Regions from separate parts of the Homo sapiens genome. Here region 2 is linked to region 1. Evidence: chromatin contacts called from ENCODE Hi-C or POLR2A ChIA-PET data. All regions are on one chromosome and are shown on one strand. Each heading gives the region's core, a stretch centred on a gene start or an enhancer-like site at or near the end of the contact. The rest is flanking DNA. Distances are from core to core; before and after follow the strand shown.

Region 1 (6,089 bases), core at 2,319-4,818:
GACGGCCTCCAGGACAAATGTTGACAGTGTTCATCCAAGTGCTGTCAGGGGGAAGAGAGTCCCAGCCAGCCAAATGCCTCTGACGATTGCAGCTCCACAGACAAGGACATTTTCAAAGTAAACATGGATTTGGGAGATCATAGCCAATGAACTTCCAGTGTTCCCAGCTCCCCTACCATGATGTGAATGTCCCTATTGTGGGATTAATACATCAGACTCTGATAACCTGATCCCTTTAAATGTTGAACTATTCTAAAGCCTCTGGCTCTGCTTCATGTTCACCAAGCAACAGTCTAAGGAGGATCATGAAAGTCTACTTTAAAGAGGGGACAGTGGGCTAGCCATATGGATGTAACCCATTGCTGTGACATTTATTGCAAATTAATAAAGTGGCTTTTGTAGTTTGGTAGGGTAATTTGTTAAAATATTAATTTTATTTTATCCTCTCTATATTTTCCTCTTCTCTGCATTTCACAAGGTAGTGAGGCTTTATAATTTCTTATAATAAGAATGTTGGCAGGACAAAAATTAGAAGCAGCTTCAAGTTAGTGGTTTTCCTCAGCTCTGGAAAAGCTAAGCTGATTGACTAGATGTTGCTGGATTTCTTGGAGGGTTGAGACAGAAATGATCTTAGAGAGGAAAGAGGCTTCTCTAGGAGTTTCCCTGAGGCTGGAGAGGGTGAGATGTCAGAGCACAGAAAGATAGCAAGACCTCAGAGAGCAATTGGAGTGCCCATGGAGGCTGGATCCTCAGCACGAAAAGTTCCCGAGTCCGAAGCATCACAAAAGCCACAGTCTCTACTCCTGAGAGTGCCCTTCAGACTACAACAGTGGGTGTCTGGACAGTAACCAGACCAACAGTGCCTTGGCAAGGAATTACTTAGGCTGAATTTCTCTCCAGCTCATATGATGGGGATGTGGAGTTCAAAATAAGTTGATTTAAAGAAGAGAGAGAAACTTGTTTTTTTCTTGCACATCTGAAATTGCGGCTGAGATTGTCACACATAGTACATCAGTCCTGTGAGCTCAGTTAATATGAATTCATGCTAGGAAATCAAAATTTTGAACCTGAAAAGATAAGGGCAAGACAATTACTCTATGGTAATAAGTGCTATTCTTTAACAACTCTTGAAAATATGCTACTTGCCTTCTTGAAGCAGTGAGCATCTGCATTAGAGTCCCCCTGGGCCCCTTTGCCTTCACCAAGTTTTGCAAGAGCAAAACTTGATGAATTTCTATAATTTCTACCAACATCCCAAATGTTTAATTCTAATTTTATACAATACACAGTTTGTTAAATAAAGGTAAACTTTAATCCCTAATTAATGAAGTTTTATTATAGAGCTTATATAACTTTTTTTTTTTTTTTTTTTTTGAGACAGGGTCTGGCTTTATCACCCAGGCTGGAGTGTAGTAGTGCTATTATCATAGCTCACTGCAGCCACAATTTCCTGGGCTCGAGCAATCCCTACACCTCAGCCTCCCTATTAGCTGGGACTAAGGCATGCATCACGACACCCAGCTAACTTTTTACTTTTTGTAGAGATGAGTTCTTCCAATGTTGCCCAGGCTGATCTCGAATTCCTGGGCTCAAGCGATCTTCCTGCCTTGGCTTCCCAAAGTGCTGGGATTACAGGTGTGAGCCATTACACCCAGCCTATAACATTTTTTATAAGATACATTTTTTTGGAAACTTTTTATTTTAAAATTATTATAGATTCATAGGAAATTCATAGTACAGGGACGTTCTGTGTACCCTTTATCCTGTTTCCCCCAATGGTAACATCTTACATAACTATAGTACAATATTAAATTCAGGAAATTTATATTGGTACAATCCATTGAATTTATTCAAATTTCACCAGTTTTTACCTATACTCGTGTGTGTGTGTAGTTCTATGCAATTTCATCACATGTAGTAAATTGATGTAACAACAGTAAAAGTCAAGATACAGAACTGTTTTATTACTACAAATATCCCAAATGCTACCTCTCTATGGTCACACCTGTACTGCCCCCAACCCATCCCTAGTGCCACTAATCTGTTCTTCATCTCTGTAATTTTATCATTTTAGGAATGTTAGATAAATGAAATCATACAATATCCAACCTTTGAGATTGGCTTTTTTTTTTCACTCAGCATAATTTTCTTGAGACTCATACAAATTGTTGCATGTACTAATAGATTGTTTCTTTTTATTACTGAGTAGTATTCCATGATATAGATGCACCACAGTTTGTTTAGCCATTCACCCATTGAAGGACATTTGGGTTGTTTCCAATTTAGGCTACTACAAATAAACTTACAATGGGTATTCTTGTATAGGTTTTTGTGTGAACATAAATTTTCATTACTCTGGGTAAATGCCTAGGAATGTGATTGCTAGATCATGTGGTAAGTATAAGTTTAGATTTTTAAGAAATTGCCAAACTATTTTGCAGAGTGGCTATACCATTTTACACTACCACCAGCGATATATGAGAGAGTCAGTTTTCTCCACAGGCATTTAGTATTGTCATTATTTTAGCCATCCTAATAGGTATATAATGATATCTCATCATGGTTTTAATTTGCATCTTCCTAATGGCTAATGACATTGAACATATTTTATTTGCTTATTTGCCATTTGTATATCCTCTTTGCAGAAATATATTTTCATGTCTTTTACCTATTTTCTAATTAGATTGTTTCCTTGATGTTGATTTTTGAGTGTTCTTTATGGTCCTTTGTCAGATGTTTGGTTTACTATATTTTCTGCAGTGGTTTTTGGTTTGCAGACACCTTCTTTCAGCCTGTGTCTGTCTTCATTCTCTTAATGTGATATTTTACAGAGCAAAAGTTTTAAGTTTGATGAAGTCTAATTTATCAATTTTTCTCTTAAGGATCATTTCTGGGTATCATGTTGAGGAACTCTTCACATTGCCCTAAGTCCTGAAGGTTTTCTCCTTTGTTTTTGTGAAAACATTTTATAGTGTGACATTTTACTTTTAAATCTGTTATCCATTTTGAGTTAGTTTTTCTATAGGGTGTGAAGTTTAGGTTGAAGTTCATTATTTTGCCTATTGACATCCAGTTGCTCTAGCACTATTTATTGGAAGACTATCTTTTCTCCATTGAATTTTTTTTTGCAACATTGTTGAAAATCGGTTGGCTATACTTGTGTGATATATTTCTCTATTATATTTCACTGATCTATGTGTCTATCTCTCCATCAATATCACACTGTTTTCTTTACAGTAGCCTTAACATGTAAGATTCACTTTTTTTAAAAGTGGATTTTTTAAACGGATTTTTTTAGTGCTTATATATGCCAGGCATTGTTCTAAGTACTTCACATGCATAACTCACAAAATTCTATGAGATGGTATTATTAGACCAGTTTTATCGATGAGAAGACTGAGTACAAAGTAGTTAAGTAACTTGTTTGACAGATAGATTTGGAACCCAGGCCAACACTCTTACTACTATGCTTTATTGCCTCTCTAAACAGATTTTTATTTCTTCATAGAGTTGCTTTTACTGAGCACTGCATTGGCATTTTGCCATTCACCTATGTTGAGAGACATGACAAGAAACAGCTCTATGAAACTTATTGTTGCATTTACTGTTGGCAAGTTAAGGAGGATGTGGTTCACTACGTCACATGTGTCCTCTTTAGGAGAACAGATGGGAGAACTGTCTCTCAGATCGCAGTACCAGGAATAGCTATATTTCTCCTGAGTAAGTGGTTTGTTTTTATCTCTTGGACATTGTGAAACCATGTAAACAATTACATTTCCCACTTTATGCTTGCTGCTAAAAAGCTCAGAACCAAATTTTCAGCCTATCTTTAGCAATGATGTGTACTGGATGATGTGCATTACTTCTGACTTCATCTTATTTTTTTCTACCCTAATTTTCCCTTCTCTCTTATTTCCTCTTTAAAATTTTTTTTGCTTTAGTCTTTTAAAAAATAGAAACATACAAGAATTCTTCAGGCATCATATCTAGAGGAATAAAAATAAAAGAAAAAATATATAAGCACATAGCATAAAAAGTCAAATCCAAGGCTTTTAACAACAAAAAGAAACAGTATTTTGCTCACTCTTCCCCACCTCTGTGTTTTGCTCCACACAGCTAACTGTAGTCACATCTTTAGCCATTTCTTCTGGTGCTTGTACTTTTTCTCTCTTGACTTTTCAGTTTTAGATATCATCTCTTGATTTCCTACTATGGTGGTTAGGATCTAGTTTTCTTCTACCACCCTCTCCAACATAAACCCTTCACCTATCCCCATCCTCCCATTACATCACAATTTCAGTGTTTAAATTATTAGGCCTAAGAAAATATTGTTCACAGATGAACTGCTTGATGTTCACTTCATATCTGATACAATCATTTTGTTTTCCCTTTAGTTAATAATTGTCTTTTTAAAACATCAATGTTCATGAATTAATCACTAATTTCTCCCTAGCCCTCTAACAGAATTATAAATCTCTCCTTCTATCAGTTTTGTTTTCTCACTGACTTCTCTTCTGGATGTCACCCTGGGGACCTTCCTTGTCCGGCTCTGGTCTGGGTTGTTGCTGTCCAGGGCAGCTCTCCAGCTGTTTGAGATGCCCCCTTTTCATCATTTTGGGAATTCCTCCACATCCCCCTTTTGTTGGATCTCCTGTTTCCTTAGATCTCCTATATTCCTTTTGGTTTACTCACTGGGTTTGGTGGAGCTTATCCTGCAATAGCTTCCTGAGAAAAAGTTTATGGAATGTGTATTTCTTTGAGACCTAGCATGACTGAAAATGTTTTAAATTTAGCATTGCACTTGAGTGAAAGTCTGAGTATAGACTTCTAGGTTGGAAAAATTTTCTCTCAGAATTCTAAAGGCATTACTTCTTTGTCTTCTAACTTTCCATGTTGCTGTTGATATGTTTTACATTAATAATATTTCCTACGGGACATGAAAGGGTTTTTTCCCCTCCTCTCTGGAAAGTTTTGGAATCTTCTTTTTTTAATGTTTCATGATGATACACCTTAGAATAGTGTCCTTTTTCATTCTGTATGAGGAATGAACGTCAACACAATAGGCCTTTTAAATCTGAAAACACATTTCCTTCAGCTTTGAGAAACTACCATGTGTATTCTTTTTTAAAAGGCCATATCAGCTTCAGGCATCTTATTTTAGTAATTCCCTCCCCTCCACTTTCTCTGCTTACTCTTGAGAAAAAATTTTTTTGACATTTTACTTTTAAATCTGTTATCCATTTTGAGTTAGTTTTTCTATAGGGTGTGAAGTTTAGGTTGAAGTTCATTATTTTGCCTATAGACATCCAGTTGCTCTAGCACTATTTGTTGGAAGACTATCTTTTCTCCATAGAATGTTTTTGACATTTTACTTTTAAATCTATAGAACTGGGGGACTTGCTCTGTTGCCCAGGCTAGGGTACAGTGGAGCAATCATGGCTCACTGTCGCCTCCAACTCCTGGGCTCAAGCAATCCTTCCACATCAGCCTTCCAAGCAGTGGGAACTACAGGTGCATACCCAGCTACTTTTTTTATTTCTATTTTTTGTAGAGATGGGGGTATCACTGTGTTGCCCAGACCAGTCTCAAACTCCTGGCCTCAAGTGATCCTCTTGCCTTGGCCTCCCAAAGTTCTGGGAATCCAGGCATAAGCGACTGCACCCTGCTCATTCTTTCTAGAACTCCTGATTCAGTTGTTGGATCACCTGAACTGACTTTCTAGGTTTCTTATCTTTCCTTTTTCTTCTGGGAGATTTTTTTAACTTTATCTTTTAATTTTTCTTTTTTTTGAGACGGAGTCTCACTCTGTCACCAGGCTGGAGTGCAGTAGTGTGATCTCGGCTCACTGCAACCTCCGCCTCCCAGGTTCAAGTGATTCTCCTGCCTTAGCCTCCAGAGTAGCTGGGACTACAGGTGCACAAGCGCACCACCACACCCAGCTAATTTTTGTATTTTTAGTAGAAACGGGGTTTCACCATGTTGGCCAGGATGGTCTCGATCTCTTGACTTCGTGATCCGCCCACCTCGGCCCCCCAAAGTGCTGGGATTACAGGCGTGAGCCAACGTGCCTGGCCATCTTTTAATTTTTC
Region 2 (6,089 bases), core at 978-3,477, 35 kb before region 1:
GGCACAATCTTCAGCTCAGTACAACCTCTGCCTCCTAGGCTCAAGCAGTCCTCTCACCTCACTGTCCACAGTAGCTGGGACTATAGGCAAGCACCACCACGCCCAGCTAATTTTTGTATTTCTTGTAGAGTCCGGGTTTCATGTTGTTCAGGGTGGTCTTGAACTCCAAGACTCAAGCAATCTACCTTCCTTGGCCTCCCAAAGTGCTGGGATTACAGGCATGAGCCACTGCACCCGGCTGAAAGCTTCTTTTAAAATAAATTTTCTTGTGTATATTTAACGTATGCAACATGATGTTATAAGATACACATATATAGTAGGGTCACTATCGCAGAATGAACACATCCGTTGTCTCACATAGTTACCCATTTTCCTCTGCTGTGGCAAGGGCTATAAACTACTCATTTAACAAAAATCTTGAATACAAAACACTACCTGCATTATTAACTGTAGTCTTCATGTTGTACATTAGATCTTTCCACTTGCTCAACCTACATATTTGCTACTTTGTATCTCCTCTTTTTTCCTCCCCACTGCCACCCCCTACCCTGGTAACCACTGTTTTACTCTCTCTATATATATATTTGCCCTTTTAAACAAAAGATTCCACATATAAGTGAGAGCATGAAACATTTTTCTTTCTGTTTCTGGCTTATTTCACTTAACATAATGTCCTCTAGGTCCATCAGGAAACCTATTTTAATTATAAATGCAACTTCCAAGAACGTCTAAAATAATTATATTCCATTTTCCCCAAGCCTACGCTCTCACAAGTTTCTAAATATATTGCAGCCACAAAAAGCCACTTCACAGAAAAGGTTTAAAAACATTATTTTACCTGGGGGCTCCAAACAGTGACATCATTGTCATACTGATTTCGAAACTAAAAGTAAAAGAAAAAAATACCTGTTAATAGAAGAACATTTCAAATCCCAACTCTTAACATTCATTAAGAAATATGCTTGTATTTCCATTCAATGTTAAGGCACTCTGTTCATGCAGTCTTACTGGAAGATTACTACTGTACTCAGATGTAAGCCAATTCTACATTTACCATAAACTCGTGGGAGAGGGAGAAGCAGATCTAAATGGGTCCTATTTTTCCAAACTCTTATTCTAACACCCTCCATATCAACCCCTTTAGGCTCAATTACTAAAGTTCACAATCAACTTTCTTGCCTATTTTTGCTTATGCTGCTCCCTTTTATTGGGCCCTAATAAATGGTTAAAAGTCTTCCTTTTCTTTAAGGTAGCTTAAATGTCGATTTCTTGAAGTCTTCTCCTTTTCTTCCCAAATCCCCCTAACATATACTCCCACAGCTCTTTATCTAAACGTCCCTTTCTGTTTTTATGATTAGGGACATGTATGACTTATTTTTTAATGTTCACTGTAGTTATGCCTGTACAAGTGCTGTCTGTATATTCACATTGAATGAACAAAAATGTCCTCACAAAGTTAGAGGTGGACACAAATAGCTGCAGCGATAGAACCATTACGGCTATTACGACTATTATAATAATAGTCATGGGAGTGAGATTGAGTGCTAGAATGGCAGACAGAACTGGAAACCCAGAACCCTATATTGTAACCCTGATTCCATCACTTCCCCTCTCAGCCTCGGCTTACTCATCCGCAACTAGGTGACTGGACAAAATGATTGAAAAGGGCCTCTTCTAATCGAAGTCTAGGCGAGAGATAAATAGACGGACCCACCAGGAAAACGGACGCTGTCCAGGAACACAAACCTGGGGGTCAAGTCCGCACTGGTGGTACAGGTAGGCCTCCAAGTCAAGTCTCTGTCTTCTCCTCTCCCATACACAGCACTAGGAGCTATTCTGGACCGCTCAGAATCTACTCCACTGAAGGAACCTGAGGGGCGAACTCATCTAGCTGACCGAGGAGGAAGTGTCGGAGGCTCCCCGGGAAGCGAAAGCGGTGGAAAGGCCGCACTGGCTACCGATAACCCCTAGCCCGGCCAGGCCGGAGATGCTGAATCACTGCCGGAGCCCGGCCGTCTGCCGAGGCTCTCATACCTCGTGGCACCGGGCGACGCTAAGGATGACAGGAGAGGTGGCTCGTCATCCCCCAGTCACCAGAGCTCTGCCCTAAACCTTCCAGAGATCGGGATTCAACGTACCATGGTGGCGGCGCGGGCCTGGTTGCGGCCTCCAGCAAAACTGAGAATCAAGGAGGTGCTGCCGAAAGTATCGCTCAGCGATCTACAGAGAAGTCTGCGGGAGTTTGACGGCGGCGGCGCAGGGTAGCGCAGTCTATTCCAGAGATATCGATAGGCTTGCAACACTTCCCCCTCCTTAAAACTTTCCGACCGCTCGGCGGCGGGCGGAGCCTCGGAAGATCTAGGAACTGAGACTGGCGGGAAAACCTGGCTGGGAGTGCCGGCGGCTGAGAGCTGCGGGGCAGCCCCTGTCACGTAGCCCTTCTAGGTTCCTGTGTATGGCGGATTCCCTCCAGTTTCTCCCGCTGGCGGGCTGCATCTAAAGTCGTCCGAGTCAACAGCCGTGACTCTGGGTGATACTAGCTCTCATTAACCGTCCACAGATTTGGGGTGTTATGTGACTGAAAGGAACGAGGCTGCAGGAAAGCCACAAGATAACGATCCGTTTCTGTGTGTCAGCTGTATTCTTCCTCGAGTATCTTGTTTGTGTACATGCTTTTATTTGCATTAAGGTTGGTGCAAAAGTAACTGCGGTTTTTGCCATTTGGCAAAATACTTTGGAATGCTCTTCCTTATTCCCTGGAGATGTTATCTTTCAAGGGTCTGTTGTCGTTAACCCCTCATTGTTATTATGATTGATTTCTTCCACCAGACTTTGAACTCCATGAGGGCGCTAATGTCTTTCTATGCCCCCAAAACCAAGCATGGTACCTGACAGATTAGGCCACTGAGAAAAAATGGACACTTTCTTTCGATTTATCTATTTCGTCTTTTGAGAGCATCTTTCCATAACGAAATAGTCTGACATCCACCGGCTATTTATATTCTTTGTAAAAAAGAGACTGGGTGTGGTGGCTCACGCCTGTAATCCCAGCGCTATTGGAGGCCGAGGGCGGAGGATCGCTTGAACCCAGGAGTTTGAGATCACTATATTATTTTAATACAGTGGGACCTCGTCGCTACAATAATAATAAGAATAAGAATAAGAATAAGAATAATAAAAAAAAAAGGCTGGGCATGTTGGCATGGGCCTGTGGTCCCAGCCACTCGGGAAGCTGATGTGGGAGGATCTCTTGAGCCAGGGAGATCGAGGTTGCAGTGAGCCATGGTCGCGCCGTTGCACTCCAGCCCGCCTGGGCAATAGAGATTCTGTTTCAAAAAAAAAAAAAGCCGGGCGCGGTGGCTCACGCTTGTAATCCCAACACTTTGGAAGGCAGAGGCGGGTGGATCACGAGGTCAGGAGATCGGACCATCCTGGCCAACATGGTAAAACCCCGTCTCTACTAAAAATACAAAAATTAGCCGGGCGTGGTGGCGTGCCTCAGGAGGCTGAGGCAGGAGAATCGCTTGAACCCGGGAGGCGGAGGTTGCAGTGAGCTGAGATCGTGCCACTGCACTCCAGCCTGGGCGACAGAGTGCGACTCCATCTCAAAAAAAAAAAAACAAAAAACAAAGTACTAAATTGTTCTCCAGAAATGTTTTACCAACATATACTCTCAACAGTAGTATATGAGGTTACCTTCTCTAATTCATCAACACTGGTTATTGTCGTATTTCTGAAAAACACTGTTGATTTGGTGGACTAAATTAACAGATTAAATTAATAGATTGTTCTCTTTCGTTTCTCCAGGACCTAGCACAATGCGTAGCACATATTAAGTGTTTATAAATAGTGCTAACTGATTAAATAAATGCTCATTTAAAAATTGTCATATACTACATAAACATTTTGAAAATTCTTTCCATATATATCTCTCTAGTCACATGCCTCACACAGATGTGTAATAAATATACAATTTTTAAAAATAAGATGATACTGTTTTTATTAATACACTTAAAAAGTTATAGCTATCATATGTCCATAAGTAATGGTCTATATTATTTTCAATAGTCGCATAGTATTTTATTGTATGGAAATATAATAATTTGCTTAATTATTAGTGTGCAATTCAATTGTTTCCAAGTTATTGGTATCATAAAAATACTATAATGAATATTCTTGTACATACACACCTATTGTGTGCATAATTACCTTACCTGATGAAGAATTCATAGAAGTAGAATTGTGGGGTCAAAGGGAACTTACATTTACAGTTATGATAAATATGGCTGAGTTGCAAAAAAAGTTATATCCATTTAATATTCTACGCTGCCTGAGAGTCAGTTTTCTCTGTATTCTTACCAACACTGGATATTATAAGTACTTTTTACTTTTATCAATTTGATAGGCCAAAAAAGAAAACCTGTTTCTTTAATTTTTAATTTTATTTATAGTTTTTTATTACTAGTAAAAAAATCTTTTGTTGTATTTCTTGGCTGTTTATGTTACTTTAGTGGATTGCCACTTCATTCCTTTCCTCATATTATTGTGTTAATCATTTTCTTACTGACTTGTAGGAGCTTCCTGTAATTAGGGATGGTAACCTCTTATTACTGTGTCACTTTTATAGAAAGGGCCTTTTGGATACAAATAAAAGAAACCCACTGAATCTAGTTTAAATAAAAGTTGAAGCACACATTGTAAATATGCAACAGGGAATCACATAAATATCCAAACATAATTTTTTGACTTTTTAAAAATTTACTGAGATATTCCTAGTACCTGAAACAAAGCCTGGCATATAGTAGGCACTCACTAAACATTTGTTGAATGAATGAGTGATAGATCTATCACTCCAAACCTGTCCTTCTGATAATTATTTCCTAAGCAAATATCTGGGGCTTTGCGATACATCCTTTATTCACAGCAATTGTCTGTACTCTTCAGAATGGCTGTTATCAAAGCTCTACTTGTAGACCAAAAGAAGGGGCATTTGGTTGACCTTTTTGTTAAGAATGAAAGTCCCAAGGGCTTATTAAAGGTTTATATGATTTTCAGCTCCTCTTTGTGTGTTTTGGGGATTTGGCTCAAGATACATCGTTAAAAACAACAACAACAACAACTTTTTTTTTAGAGACAGAGTCTAGCTGTGTAGCCCAGGCTAGAGTACAGTGGCATGATCATAGCTCACTGTAACCTTGAACTCCTGGGCTCAAGCCATCCTATTGCCTCAGCCTCCCAAGTAGCTAGGGCTACAGGTGCACACCACCATACCTGGCTAATTTTAAAATTTTTTGTAGAGACAGGGTCCTACTATGTTGCCCAGGCTGGTCATGAATGCCTGGCCTTAAAGTGATCCTCCCTCCTTGGCCTCCCAAAGTGCTGAAATTACAGGAGTGAGCCACCATACTCAGCTCCTCAGCTCTCAGGATACATTTTTTTTTTTTTTTTTTAAGACAGGGTATTTCTCTGTTGCCCAGGCTGGAGTGCAATGGCACAATCACTTCAGCCTGGACCTCCTGGGCCCAAGTGATCCTCCTACCTCAGCCTCCCAAGTAGCTGGGACTACAGGCAAGTACCCCCATGCCCAGATAATTTTATTTTTTTTGTAGAGACAAGGTCTTACTTTGTTGCCCAGGTTGGTCTCAAACTCCTGGACTCAAGCTATCCTCCTGCCTGGGCCTCCCAAAGTGCTGGGATTATAGGCATGAGCTACCATGCCCGGCCTCAAGATACATCTTGAGCATTAATCAGAAGCTGAAAAACTGATCAATAAAGATATTTTGTAGGAAGACTAGGTCAGCGAACATAGTACTACTTCTTTAAAGGTCATTGGAAGCCAGGCAAAGTGGCTCACACCTGTAATCCCGACACTTTTTTTTCTCCTGCTAATGCAGGAGAATTGCTTAGGGCCAGGAGTTACCAGCCTGAGCAACATAGCAAGACCCTGTCTCAAAAAAAAAAAAAAAAAAAAAAAAAAAAATGAAGGGAGGGAGAGAGAGAGGGAGGAAGAAAGGAAGGAAAGAAAATTAGCCAGGTGTAGTTGTATGCACCTGTAGTCCCAGCTACTCGAGAGGCTGAGGTGACAGGAT

The links. A loop is a pair of places that touch in the nucleus more often than their neighbours do. ChIA-PET counts read pairs that join two places held with the same protein, here RNA polymerase II (POLR2A). Pooled maps may share reads with other maps.
Region 2: a loop to region 1 is called in a pooled map, with 2.9 times the contacts of the local background. The contact joins the promoter of PSMA1 here to the enhancer-like site in region 1. A Hi-C loop is called at or near these places in 4 of 37 single-sample maps with no recorded cell type and 10 of 50 pooled maps. POLR2A ChIA-PET finds 5 or more read pairs at or near these places in 10 of 52 experiments (B cell, CD4-positive, alpha-beta T cell, H1 and 6 more).

What each region holds. Positions count from the first base shown.
Region 1 is chr11:14,551,468-14,557,556 of GRCh38, forward strand. It overlaps a transcript of PSMA1 not described here. Among named protein-coding and RNA genes, the nearest start is that of PSMA1, 34 kb to the left of the region's middle. Within about 2 kb of position 3,569, at least 2 of the 41 ENCODE cell types and tissues checked have a DNase peak (open chromatin) inside an H3K27ac peak, as active enhancers do; they include CD4-positive, alpha-beta T cell, where a contact is called at or near this core.
Region 2 is chr11:14,518,159-14,524,247 of GRCh38, forward strand. PSMA1 (proteasome 20S subunit alpha 1) reads right to left here and starts at 2,228. Exons shown (of 10, transcript NM_002786.4): 1 at 2,139-2,228; 2 at 839-883. The coding sequence starts at 2,141. RefSeq lists enhancers at 2,021-2,635, 2,170-2,359.